2 separate regions of the Homo sapiens genome follow, and region 1 is linked to region 2. The links are chromatin contacts, found by Hi-C or POLR2A ChIA-PET in ENCODE. All regions are on one chromosome and are shown on one strand. The core of a region is the stretch at or near the end of the contact, and the rest is flanking DNA. Distances in the headings are between cores, read along the strand shown. Region 1 has its middle 24 kb from the start of SNORA88. Region 2 holds the start of ARL14EP-DT (ARL14EP divergent transcript).

The links. Hi-C counts contacts between places; a loop is a spot of excess contacts on that map. ChIA-PET counts read pairs that join two places held with the same protein, here RNA polymerase II (POLR2A). Pooled maps may share reads with other maps.
Region 1: a pooled map shows a loop between it and region 2 (6-fold over the local background). The contact joins the enhancer-like site here to the promoter of ARL14EP-DT in region 2. A Hi-C loop is called at or near these places in 3 of 50 pooled maps. POLR2A ChIA-PET finds 5 or more read pairs at or near these places in 2 of 52 experiments (H1 and OCI-LY7).

Annotation. Positions count from the first base shown.
Region 1 is chr11:32,117,281-32,123,542 of GRCh38, reverse strand. It overlaps the pseudogene THEM7P. Among named protein-coding and RNA genes, the nearest start is that of SNORA88, 24 kb to the left of the region's middle. Within about 2 kb of position 4,887, at least 4 of the 41 ENCODE cell types and tissues checked have a DNase peak (open chromatin) inside an H3K27ac peak, as active enhancers do.
Region 2 is chr11:30,320,766-30,327,089 of GRCh38, reverse strand. ARL14EP-DT (ARL14EP divergent transcript) reads left to right here and starts at 4,144. Exons shown (of 2, transcript NR_187437.1): 1 at 4,144-4,172. ARL14EP (ARF like GTPase 14 effector protein) reads right to left here and starts at 3,986. Exons shown (of 4, transcript NM_152316.3): 1 at 3,888-3,986. RefSeq lists silencers at 3,757-3,886, 5,541-5,600 and enhancers at 3,957-4,206, 3,719-4,324.

The sequences.
Region 1 (6,262 bases), core at 3,638-6,137, 1.8 Mb before region 2:
AGCAAGTTTCAGTATGATCTTGGTTTCATTAGAACAAAACAAAAATCTCCTCTCCTAAAAAAGTCTGGAAAGATGTATATACCAAAATGTTAATTCTGGTTATTTCTGACTTACGGAATAAAGGGTGACTTAAATTTTCTTCTTTTTACCTATACGTTCTACCTTTCTACAGTGTGCATGCATTAATTGTGTAAAAAAAGTTAATTATTTAAAAAACATGAAGAAACAAATGATAAACAAGCTTTAAAGCCACCCAAATGCTTGGACTGATGTTGGGATCCTCTTAGCTGGAGTACCTGCCTTATTTAGTAACCTCTTTCTGAGGCAGAGATTCAAGTTCTTTCAACTTCCCAAATCACACCGTGGTGATTTCAAGAAAGAAAAACTCTTCATGTTCCATCCTCTGTTTCCTCCAATTTTGCTTTCTTCAGAGAGTTATTTCTAGCATATTTGATATTCTAAATTGTTCTCCAGGGATTTTAAGTATTTTCTGACACTGGTGATTTGAAATAGAGTTTTACATTACTGCTGCGCACATTCTCCTAGACTTGTCCATAACGAATTGCAAGATGCTGGACATTGGGGACTTCGTTGAGTGCTGTGGGTGTGGGAAGCATCACCACACTCTTCTGAGCTTCCATTCTCACTGATTCACAACAGGTGCCCAGGAATGATTACTGTATCCCTAATCTGCTTAATTTTGAGGCTTGAACTATCCAGTAATCATGTTTCAGAGATGCTTTCTTAGAAATCTGTTGCTGAGTGGGCAAATCTAGCAAAGGCAAAAAGCACAACAGTTGTGATATCATTAGTGTGTAGATTCAATTTTTATCTAATCTAGTCTCTCTTTCAGAGCCATCTTTAATGGTTGATTCCACTTCTTGATGTCTGAAAAAGCAGATCATTATCTACCACATTTACCCTTTAAGATTGTATTTTCCTGTTAATTGAGCATAATGTCACGGTCTTCTTATTTTTACTCAAAATGTTTTAATGCATTTGTTTCACATCCATCATTTTTTTTGTCTTGAATTTTTCATTAGTTCCTTTAACATTCAATTTCTGAACACTGATTTAGAATTTTTTGCTTGTTATATATTGTGCTTCTTGAGACATGTTGGATTTTCTTGTCATTTTGACACTCATTTACCACAATGAACTTCCTGTGAGAACACTGTGGCAAAGAAATTGTTCTCTCTGACAGTAGATGATTTTCATTATTTTTATTTTCCTCACTTTGGGAGCCCAATGCATGCACATTGAAATGTGAAGTAGCAGTGATCTGCAGCCAAGTGGGTCTAGGCTTTTTCCTAATTTGAACTCTTGCCAGCTCGTTATATTTGCTTCTTAGATTTAGAGCTAGGCAACTTTGTTTGGAAATATCATTTTTAATATTAGTATATTGCCAAGTGGCAAGATAAACATAGCATGGGGTAAAGGCTTATTTTGATATTTGCTCAACCTCGCATCTTGCTAGAGTTGAGTTCTGAGAAATTTTTCTTATTACCTACAGCATTTGTCCTTTAAAATAAAGCCAAATATACTAAGAAGCAACATAAAGCTAAACAAAGGAAAAACTCAGTATTCTCCAGGTCATGGTTCTTCAAAATATGAGATTGTCAGAAAACATTCCTTCCCATTTTTGTCTTACCTCCAATATTTTTGGAAGCAAAACAGTTTATATGTTTCAAATAAATTTATTTATCTATGGGGTCATCTCCTCTAGGTTTGGAAGTACTTGAAAAACCTAGACCTAAAGTTATACGTAAATAGAAAATGGGACCAGTTCACAGGTATAGCCATGCAGAATAATAGGTAACTGAGGCAGAAATCTACCCAGGGAGTATGGTGTTTCTTTATGGTGAAGAACCCTAAGTTTCATCAATAACCTCAAAGCCTGGAAGGAGTTGGTGGAGGCACCTGGTTTTGCTATAGGTGCCATTGCTACCAAATACTGACCTTGGTGAGAGCTGGAAGCCAGTAAGCCAGGAAAGGTCCAGGTATCTGTCCTTTAAGCCCTTCCCTGAATATCTCTGGAAGCCACAACTTTCATTTCCATTGTTGCCACTCAGCTCAGTTCTCAATATTTCAATAGTCTCCTAACAGGTGTCTCTGCCCCTACATATGACTTCACTAATCCATTTCCTAGAGTGCTGATCTTGAAATAAAAAGATGGTCATGCCACTCCCTCCCCAGAACAGAATAGCTTCCCGCTGTCTTAGGATAAAATCCAGTTCCTATGTGATTTGGCCCAGCCACCTGCTCCTGCCTCATCTGCTATCTTGCTCCCTTCCAGTCCTGTGGTCTAGCCACAGGGCCTCACTGGTTTCGGTTTCTCAGAAGCTCTTTGCTCCCACCTACCTCTGTCTAGGTTAGGCTCTTTTGTTATTGCATTTCATACAACCATATACAGTTGTCCCTCAGTTTCAGCAGCGGATTGGTTCCAGGATGCCCTGTGGACACCAAAATCCAAGGGCGCTCAAGTGCCTGATATAAAATGCCACAGTATTTGCATATAACCTATGCAGATCCTCGTGTGTATTTTAAATCATCCCTAGGTTACTTATCATACCTAATATAATGTAAATGCTACAAAAATAATTATACTGTTTTTAAAAATTTTTATTATTTTAATTTTTTTCTTCTTTTTTTTTTCCTGGATATATTCTATTTGAAGTTGGTTGAATCTGAAGATGCAGAAATGGCAGATACGGAGAGCCAAATGTATATAAACTTCCTGCAGAACACTCACATTTAATTTGTGATGGAGTATTCAATATTGTCTCTCTTTGATTAGTGTAGGGTCAAGAGAAGAGAACCTTTTATCATGGTGGTATCACCAGCACCAAACCCAAGGATAATGTTAATGTATTAGTCCATTTTGCATTGCTCTAAAGGAATACCTGAGACTGGGTAATTTTTTAAATAAAAGAGGTTTATTTGGCTCATGGTTTTGCAGGCTGTACAAGAAGCATGGTGCCAGCATCTGCTTCTGGTGAGGATCTCAGGAAACTTTCATTCATGGTGGAAGGTGAAGGGGAAGCAGGCATCACATGGCAAGAGAGGGAGCAAGAAGATAGAGCAAGAGGTGCCAGGCTCTTTAAACAACCAGCTTTCGTGTGAACTAATAGACTGAGAACTCACTCATTACTGTGGGAAATTCATGAGGGATCCGCCTCATGACCCAGACACCTCCCATTAAGCCCAGTCTCCAACTTTGGGGGTCACATTTCAGCGTGATATTTGGAGGGGACAGACATCCAAACTACATCAGTTAAAATGGTAAAATTTAAGTCGAAGTCTAGATTGATTTACCAGTTTCTGTTGAGGAGTTGAGGAGATCTTAGCTCCACTAATTGATTATGCTTGAATCATTGCCACCAAGAGACCAAGCAAGATTTCTGTTGTACCTCTTGAGTAAATTCCTGTTATGACAATGCAGTAAAAATTAGTTACGTTCTATAATATTTACTATGCAAATTTCATTGGCTTAATCTTCCTCTGGCTCAATGGCTGAACAGGTCCTCTCTCCCCTTTGAAGCATCCCTCAGCTTTTCCTGGAGGTTTCTACAGTGTAACAGTTGCCACCTCTCATCCCTCTGGGTCTTTCCCTCTTGCCCGGCTCCCTGGTTTTGATGTCTGTGACACTGGACACCACCTGAAGGAATAACACAGTGGCCTTCATTGACAATCACCACTATCCACACCCTAGGTGGTTACCAGGGTCCTGATATAAGCAGTCTTCTTAAATAAGGGAAAAGTCTGGCCCAAAGGTAAATGTAGGTCTCCACCCATAGAGACCAAAACCATTTGCAAATTTTGAAAAACAAGCAAACGACAACAATAACCACAAAAATCTTTAGGGTCCAGAAATTAGCCAGGACATAAAAAATATGCATTGTCTTATTTCATTGCCACAAAAATCCAATCAAGTCTGTGTTATTATTTCCATTTTACAGATAAGAAAAACTGGCCGAGCACGGTGGCTCAAGCTTGTAATCCTAGCACTTTGGGAGGCTAAGGCAGGTGGATCACCTGAGGTCAGGAGTTCAAGACCAGCCTGGCCAACATGGCGAAACCTCATCTCTACTAAAAATACAAAGATTAGCCAGGCGTGGTGGCAGGCACCTGTAATCCCAGCTACTTGGGAGGCTCAGGCAGGAGAATCGCTTGAACCCAAGGGGTGGAGGTTAGAGTGAGCTGAGATTGCGCAACTTTACTCCAGCCTGGGCAAAAGAGCAAAACTCCGTCTCAAAAAAGAAAAGAAAAAAGAAAAGAAAAAAGGAAAAAAAAAAGAGATAAGAAAAACTGAGGCTCTGGGACATTGAGTGACTTATTGAGATCACACAGCAGCAGGGCCATGAATCAAATTCAGATCTAATGACCTTAATTAAGCTTTTAGACAGTATTCTGTACTGCATGATGACAGTAATAGAAATGGTTGGTATGTCATTTATTTCTATTAGTCTTCCTGGGCCCTATATACCTGAATAATTCTGTGATGACAATATTAAAATAGGCTTGATTGAAGATAAATTATTTTCATAAAGATACACAGAGTACATTCTTAAGTGCTAGTTTCATCTTAATCTTTTAAATTTATACGTGTTCCCATTTAAGGTATTTTCTATTTCTTTTTATTTTTTTTCTTTAAAGAACTTTTTTTAGAGACAATGTTTCATTGTGTCATCCAGGCTTGAGTGCAGTGACACAATCATGACTCACTGCAGCCTTGAACTCCTGGGCTCAAGTGATCCTCCCACCTCAGCCTCTCAAAGCGCTGGGATTACAGGCATGAGCCACCATACCCAGCCTCTATTTCTTAATGTGGGTATTTATCCTTGTAACCACATAATCTGCTACCACCACACAGTCAGAGGCTTCTTTGTGTGGGGTCCCAAGGCCTGAATTGCCCTTCAGCTGCCCGTGCGATGCTCCTTGAGGACTCTGCACAGTCTCAGGTTCATGTGGCCAAGCCCGTGTTTATTCTGATTTGAGGGGAGTGTGGGAGTGGACTTCCTGCCAGAATCCTGCCCTGATATTCCAGGTAACTGACCACAAGCCATGGCCCTTTCTATGCTATTTATAGTGAGTGACAAAAATAGCCTCACCCCTCTGAAAGGCATACCTGTGCCATCTGCCCACTGGCTTCCTACAACCTGACAGGCACTTTCTCTCCTGACCTCAGGAGGAGGCAGGACTGTGTCCTCACACAGACCCAGGAGCACTGGGTCCCTCATGTGCACACTTCCTGCTCCAGAGGGACCCAGGGCTTCAGAAGGCACCAAAGCAGGGCTTCAGCTCAGGGGTCCAGGCAGAACCTAGTTATGGATGCAAGGAAGGAGGCGGGAACTTGGGGAAAGGGGAGAAGATAAGACCAAGTCCCATTGTTGGAGCTAGATACAAAGTCAGGCTGGGATCATGGGCACTGCTGGTCTGATTCTGAGCCATGGTTGCCTCGGAGACTCATTGGTCCTCAAGTTTGGGCTGGGGTTGAGTCTGGGGGTGGGAAGGTTAATGAACCCAGCTGAAGGGGCTGGCAGGAGATCCAGAGCGTAGACCTCACCTGTCTTTCTCTCTTTTTCTTTCTCTTTTTCTTTTTCTCTCTCTCTTCTTTCCCTCCCTCCCTCCCTCCTTTCCTTCCTTCCTTTCTTTCTTCCTTCCTTCCTTCCTTCCTTCCTTCCTTCCTTCCTTCCTTCCTTCCTTCCTTTCTGCCTTCCTTCCTTCCTTCTTTCCTTCCTTCCTTCTTTCCTTCCTTCGATAGAGTCTTGCTCAGTCACCCTGGCTAGAGCTCAGTGGGGTGATCATAGCTTACTGCAACCTTCAACTCGTGGGCTCAAGTGATCCTCCTGCTTCAGCCTCCTGAGTAGCTGGGACTACAGGCACATGCTAGGCTAATTTTTAAATTTTTTTTGTAGAGATGGGGTCTCGCCCTGTTGCTCAGGCTGGTCTCAAACTCCTGGGCTCAAGCTACTCTCCCACCTCGGCCTCCCAAAGTGCTGGGATTATAGATGTGAATCACTATGGTGGGCCCCAATCCTGCCCCTTTCTGGCTGTGTGACTGTGAGCAACTGATTTCATCTCTCTAAGCTGTTTCCCTATCTGAGGGGGTAGCGCTAGACAAGAATGTCTTATGCTCATGTGTGTACATCAGAATCACCTGGGGAGGTTGTAAAAATAAGGATGCCTGGACCCCTCCATGTGGGTTGATTCTGAAGGCCTGGGAGGATGATGCTGGGATCTGTAGGTTTGCCTGTTTCCC
Region 2 (6,324 bases), core at 2,895-5,394:
CATTGAGCTAGCACCAAAGATCTCTACTTACTGGATGCAGAAAATGGGGTCACCAGACTTGGCAAATAAAAAACGCAGGATGCCCTGTTAGATTTGAATTTCAGACAACGAATTACTTCTTTACAGGATCAGCTCATTTTAAAATTAAAATATCCTATCTGATAGAAGACATTGCCAACTGTGATAAAAACTAAATTTTACACAGATTAAAATTCAGCGGCAAACTAATCCCACTCACTTGAGTAAAACTGCACACACCTGAGTAAAACTGCACACACCTGAGTCAAGGTAGTTTTAAAGTCTTCCATAGGTTAGCTTTCTGATCTACGATTAGGCAGTTTGTTCACATACTGTCAAAGAGTCCAAGTCCAGCTAGCTCAAGGAACACCAAATTTCAGACACTGATCCTAAGTGGTCACTGTTTGCATTCTAAAAATCACACCCTCTGGTTGTTCCTCCTCTGTTATATTCCTCAATGTTCTCATTTCCAGCTCTTTCTGACTTCCTCCTATAAGCTAAAGTTCTGCATTTGGGCCTGTTTCCTAGCAACTGTTTTTGCTCATTTTGGTCTGTGTTCTGGCAATGTGGCCTACAGTTTATATTTTGTTTTCTTCAAATGACAGTCCAGCAAGTTCATATTGTTCCTTTCACCTACAGTACAGTGCTATGTTCTTCCATAACGATGATTTATCTGGCCCCTTCCTTAATATAGTTGGAAATGCATTACTGTTTACTCTCCCTGAATCAGCACTGGCATCAGCTGAGACCTCAGTAGAAATACAGAATCTCAGTATCAGCTCCAGACCCAATGAGTCAGGATCTGCATTTCAAAAAGATACCCAAGTGATTTGTAAGCACATTACAGTTTGCTATGTACTGCTTCAGATAATTCAATTAAAAAATTTAAATTTAAAATGTTTTGATATCTTCTATATTTTATAGAAGATAGCAAAAAAGAGTAAGAAAAACACAGATATGTATTTGCCTTACAGGAAGTCTAACTCTAGGGAAGATTATTGAGGGAGAGGAGATTTAAATTCGATACACTAAGGACAGAGAAAAACATCTGCTTCAATAGAAAACTGCACTGTTGAGAGCACAGCCTTTCAGGTTTTCACATTCTGATTACATGGGAAGTCTGATTCTTTCAGCATCTTGGAGCTATTTTACAACTGTCAACTGTAGATAACCAACAGCAATGCAAAATAATTGTCTGTATTCTTGTAAATTCTATCTGCTGAAGGTTCAATGGACTTCCGTCTGACTGTGGAAGCAGCCAATTTTGCCCTCACTTGCACATTTATTTCAATATTCCTGCTCTATAAACATGTCTACTTTTAATTGTCATTTAAACTGGTTATAGCATCTTACCAGTTCCTATTTTAATAATCTTTTAACGCAAGAAAAGATTAATTTGCTCCAAACACTTTGGTCAATATAAAACCTAGTACTCTTCATGGAAGAAAAAAAATCCAGCTTCTTATAGGATAACAAGCAAACCAATAACAAAAACCCCAGTTTTAGAAAGATTCACCATGGTATAAATAAAATCCAGGTTTTCAATACTTTTCAATGTCAAATAATAAAAACACTTTTTGGCAAGTTGAATTTTGCTTGAGCCCTGTGCTGGCTCCTTATTAGCTATAATTTAAAAAATCCTCCCACCCTTGAGTTAGGTAAGACTCAAGGATCCCCCCTTGTTTACCTATGACCAGGCAAAAGAAAGACCCTCCAAATTCTCATTTTTTGCTTCAACTATGAATTTATGAATAATTTGCTGATCTGCTTGGCCCTACAGATCAAGTGGAACAAAATACTTGTTAATCAAACTTTAGTTTCTCTCCTTCCCCCAGGTTCCTGAGCTTTGGCCAACTCTCAGCCAGAGCCAAGGAATAACATTCTCAGATCTACTATTAGATCAAGCCACCCTTATATCCTACTTCCTCACACCAAAACTTTCTAGCACAGTTCACTCCTTGGAGATTCTTGCAGATCTTTTGGTTCTACCCATTGCAAAAGTCCCTTTTCTCCTTTTGTGATAACCCTTTTGAATAAAGTCTCTCCTAAGTCCAGATTTCTTATCTGACATTGTCTTTTAAAAATTCTGCATAGGAGAAAATTAAGACTTTCTGCTGCCTTAGGATTGACATCACTTTACTTTAGTGCCTAAATACAGCATGTTTTGTATTCTAAGATTAACATTTAATATTTTTGTAGCACTACCTAAGAATCAAAAGAGAATGAAATAAATGTAGAATACTTTGATTAGACCTCTCCTACTACCTTAGGCAGTAAACAAAAGTATTTGCTCCTCATACAATTTGAACGCTGCCAGCTCAGGGAATTATCCAGCTTTACTTTAAAACATCAGTAGTTTTAAAGAGTTCTTAAGCATTTTCTCTTGCTGCCCATTACCAAACGGTAAGGAAGGTAGATTAGGTTGAGGAAGCTGAGAAAACTCACACGCGGCCATGATGCTTGCAAGGTCTAGGACATTATCACAGGGGTTTCGGGGTGTTAATGCAGAACACCCCCCCCACCACTAACAAAACAGCAAAACAGCCACTAACAAAACAACAGCAGAGGGAATTGAGGATTAATTAGGGAACTCACTTTTTCTTCCTAAATTTGTAGGGGAGATGCAGAAATACCCGTTCCAATATGTTAATTTCCCTTAACATAGTTTTTTAGTTTGTTACCAGTCTCCTTATTAGTGGGAAAAGTAACATTTAGAGGAAATTTAACAAAACAAAAAATTTACTTCGTTTTTAGGTCAACTGATGTCTCTTTTATGAAAAACATAAAAAAAGTTTTCATGAAATGTTTTATGAAAAAAATTAAAGGCTTTTCTTGGCATAGGGTCTTACAACTTACACAGCGTCTTCCCAGATTATCTCTTATTTAATAAAAATATAATTTAATCTACCCCTACTCCCCAAATCAGGAGCTTTAGTTATGGGTACATACGCCTACAAAAGTCACGCATCCTGCAACTGTGAACTTTTTGTGCCTGTCATCTTCAAATACTGATTACCTATAACATGACAATTGGCCCAAAGGCAAAGAGGAGAGTCTCAATCCTCAGGAAGATCTAGGTACAATAAGAAAGGTAAAGGCAATTTAAAACAAAAATATAGTCCATAACACCATTGAAAAGATTTGGTTCAAGTGTGGTAGTCAGGACATGCCAGGTACAGTGCTTAGGGCAAACATCATTTCAGGAACCTTCATAGCCACCCTGAGGAAAGTACTATCATTCTCATTTACAGATGAAGAAACTCAAGCCTAGAGCTGTTGTTATCATGCCTAACAGAGTGCCCCCAAACCCTGCAATGATTCCCAACCCAACCCTGTAAGAGGCCACATACATTTCTTCCTTAGTTCACGGCTATTTACAAATGACTAAAACCACCAGATCCGTCCAGTGGGCACCTACTAAGTTCATGGTACCGGGATGGAAAAATAAACATTAGCCTTTGGCCTCAAACGGCCAGGGTTGAAAGGATTCTGATTTGAAAAATTAAAAACAAAAATAGCAGAGATAAAGGCTGTCTACGGAGTTCAAGGCCACAATAACCCTAAGTAGTTCACGTCAAAATCGTAGCTTTGAAGGTCCTGGGCCTACAGGACAGGCGACGACCCTCAGAGAGGTCAGAGGCGGCAGAACCTGTGCTGGGCTTTGACACAAGGCGTTGCGTCGCAGATGAACTACGCGGGGGTAGGGGTGAGAGGCCCCGGCCAGCAGCTGGAAATCCCCCTCACGTGTGCGGGCCTCCTCTTCCACCTCTCCCCGGGTTCCCCCGTTACGCCGCCGGGCTCCCTCGCCACCCAGGGGCCTGTCTCCACTCTCCCACTCCTCTCCAGGGCCTCCCCCGTTCCCCTTCCACCTTAGCTTGAGCTCTCCTCCGCCCGGCTTCGGGCAAGATGCGAGTCCACACAGGCCACACTCGACCGACCGCTTCCCAGCCAGTCCCCGCGCTACCACTGAGAGGACGGCAAGCGCGGGCTAGAGGAGCTCAACGCCACCACAAAGAGACGTCCGGGAGAAGCCTAGAGCGGACACGAGGCTGGCCGCCTCCGGGGACGGAAGGGGCGGGGCGGTGTGAAGTGGCAAATGATTCAAGGCGAGGCAAGAGGTGCTTCAGATGCTGTCTTTTGCAGTCCTCCGAGAGGTTAGGGATGTGGGAGGTCCCTGGGGGCCATCTCTTACAAGACACAGTTTCCACTAAATTGGATCGTATTTGTACATCTCTACACCTGTGCGTGATAGTAAACTTTTGCACCCAAATACCCCGACCCCTGAAGGAGAGTGTGAGTTAAAAGGATCTGAAGAACGGACCCTTTGTTTAAGGTCTCACATTCTATTTCTTTAATTCAAGCGAAATATATTCCAAAATGCATCTTTTATTGTAAGCTATAAAAATAGCTATTACTTCGAGTAAAATGTAGGCTCCAGGAAGATGCTTGTAAATTTTCTCAGAACAGAAATGGTATTTTTATTGTATCCTTATTGTCTGTCACAGTATAGGTGCTCATTAATTTTTAAAGTGGGTTTTATTATCTAGAATCCAGGAGAACTGAAAGTCTCTTAAAGATTCTTGGCCTTTTAATTATCTTAAGGTCGGGATAGCAGGGAAACAAAAACTTGTTTTAAACTCCCAGTGAAAAATGAGGAACAGGTAAATAAGACAAGCCCCACCAAGGCCCAAGCGTGCTAGTAATTCTCTGCATCTACTGTAAGCTGTTTTCTGCAGTGCGTCTATGGTCCTCCCACCACTTTCATACTGCTCGCCGACTAGGCAAGCGATTTGATGCCTAGAACTAGGGAATGACAGAAAGGAAAAAACAATGAATAGTTTCTTCAACTGTGTCTGCAGGAGGTTGCATTCTGTAATTCTTTTACTGTTTACTTTGTGGTTGGCACTTTGTTAAGCAATGATTAGACAAAAACAAAATTTATTTCTGCTTCCAAGGAGCTCACAGACTAGTGAGAGAGGAATAAACAGTTAATCACAGTGTGGTGTGAAAAGTGTCATAACAGAAACACATGGATATAAACAGGATAAAATGATAGGGGCTAAAGCAGGAGCGTTCTGGGAGGAGATTAATGCCTGCATGGAACTTAATTTGATGCAATTGTGACTTCCTAGTAAACTAGGCAAGCTATCCTAAAGGTAATGAAACAGAGAAGGCTCACAGATCAAATTAAGATTATTAAATAATATAGCCTATTCAATTTAAGTATCCAGTGAAAAGGTGAAAGAGTTGTGGTAAGTGGACACACTTAGGATAAGGTGCAAGCAAGTGGAAGGACGCCATCACCTGAATCATGGGTTAAGTAATGTTCATATATCCTATCTGCCACAACAGCCTTCTCCGCTGGTGGTATACTTACGAGGACCAGAGGTGAGGTGTCAGCAAGGAGGCCCACAGGTGGAAAGTGCTTTGGGCCAATGGTACACACCTGCTTTATTGGATAGACGCAGAGAAGTATGCCTGGTCACAGCCAGAGCTTACTCGGTAAGTTGTTGAACAGATACAGGTTTTATTTGCATTTCCTGGGCAGAGCACATATGAGACTATTCTAAGTGTGACCAATGGGTGGCTGATTTAGAGGTGACATAGTTAATAGCCCAGAGATGTCATGATTGCTCATTGCTTAGTTTTTCCATCCCTTTTTGGCTATCAGTGACTCTCTATTCCATCATATTTCTATTTAACTTTGGCATGTCTTATAGTTTACTAACTTACTCTATATATTTTACATAATCCTGCCTATGTTTCACAAAGTACATGCTTACTCATATTCTATATTTAAAATATGCTAGGAGTTTTGCATTTATCTCATAAGCTACTAGCTTAGTTACTGTCTATAGTTAACACTTCTTACGCCTTTCATCCATCCCTAAGGAAACTGCAAAGCCTTTCAGTATGGGTAGAGTGGAAAGCTGGAAAGGCGCATAGGTAACAAATAATGCCCTTTTTATGCCATATTAGAGATACTGAATTTTAACCTGTGAAAACTGTAAAACTATCAGGAGTGTAGAGAATAGAAGAGAGGTGCGGTCCTGGGCTAGAGGGCCAGGTGGAAACTCTTGCCCTAACGCAGATGATTAAGAAGAGGGCCTCCATCAAGTGAGGCAGTGGCTCTATGGGTTGAAATGTGATTCCCTCCCACTCACCTCCTCCCACTGGATTTGGTAATGTCTAGAAACATTGTGGCTGTACCAGCAAGGGGTGCTACTAGTATCTAGAGGGGTAAAGGACAGGGTAACTGCTAAACACTTAACAATGCACAGGACAACCTCCCTCCTCCAACAACAA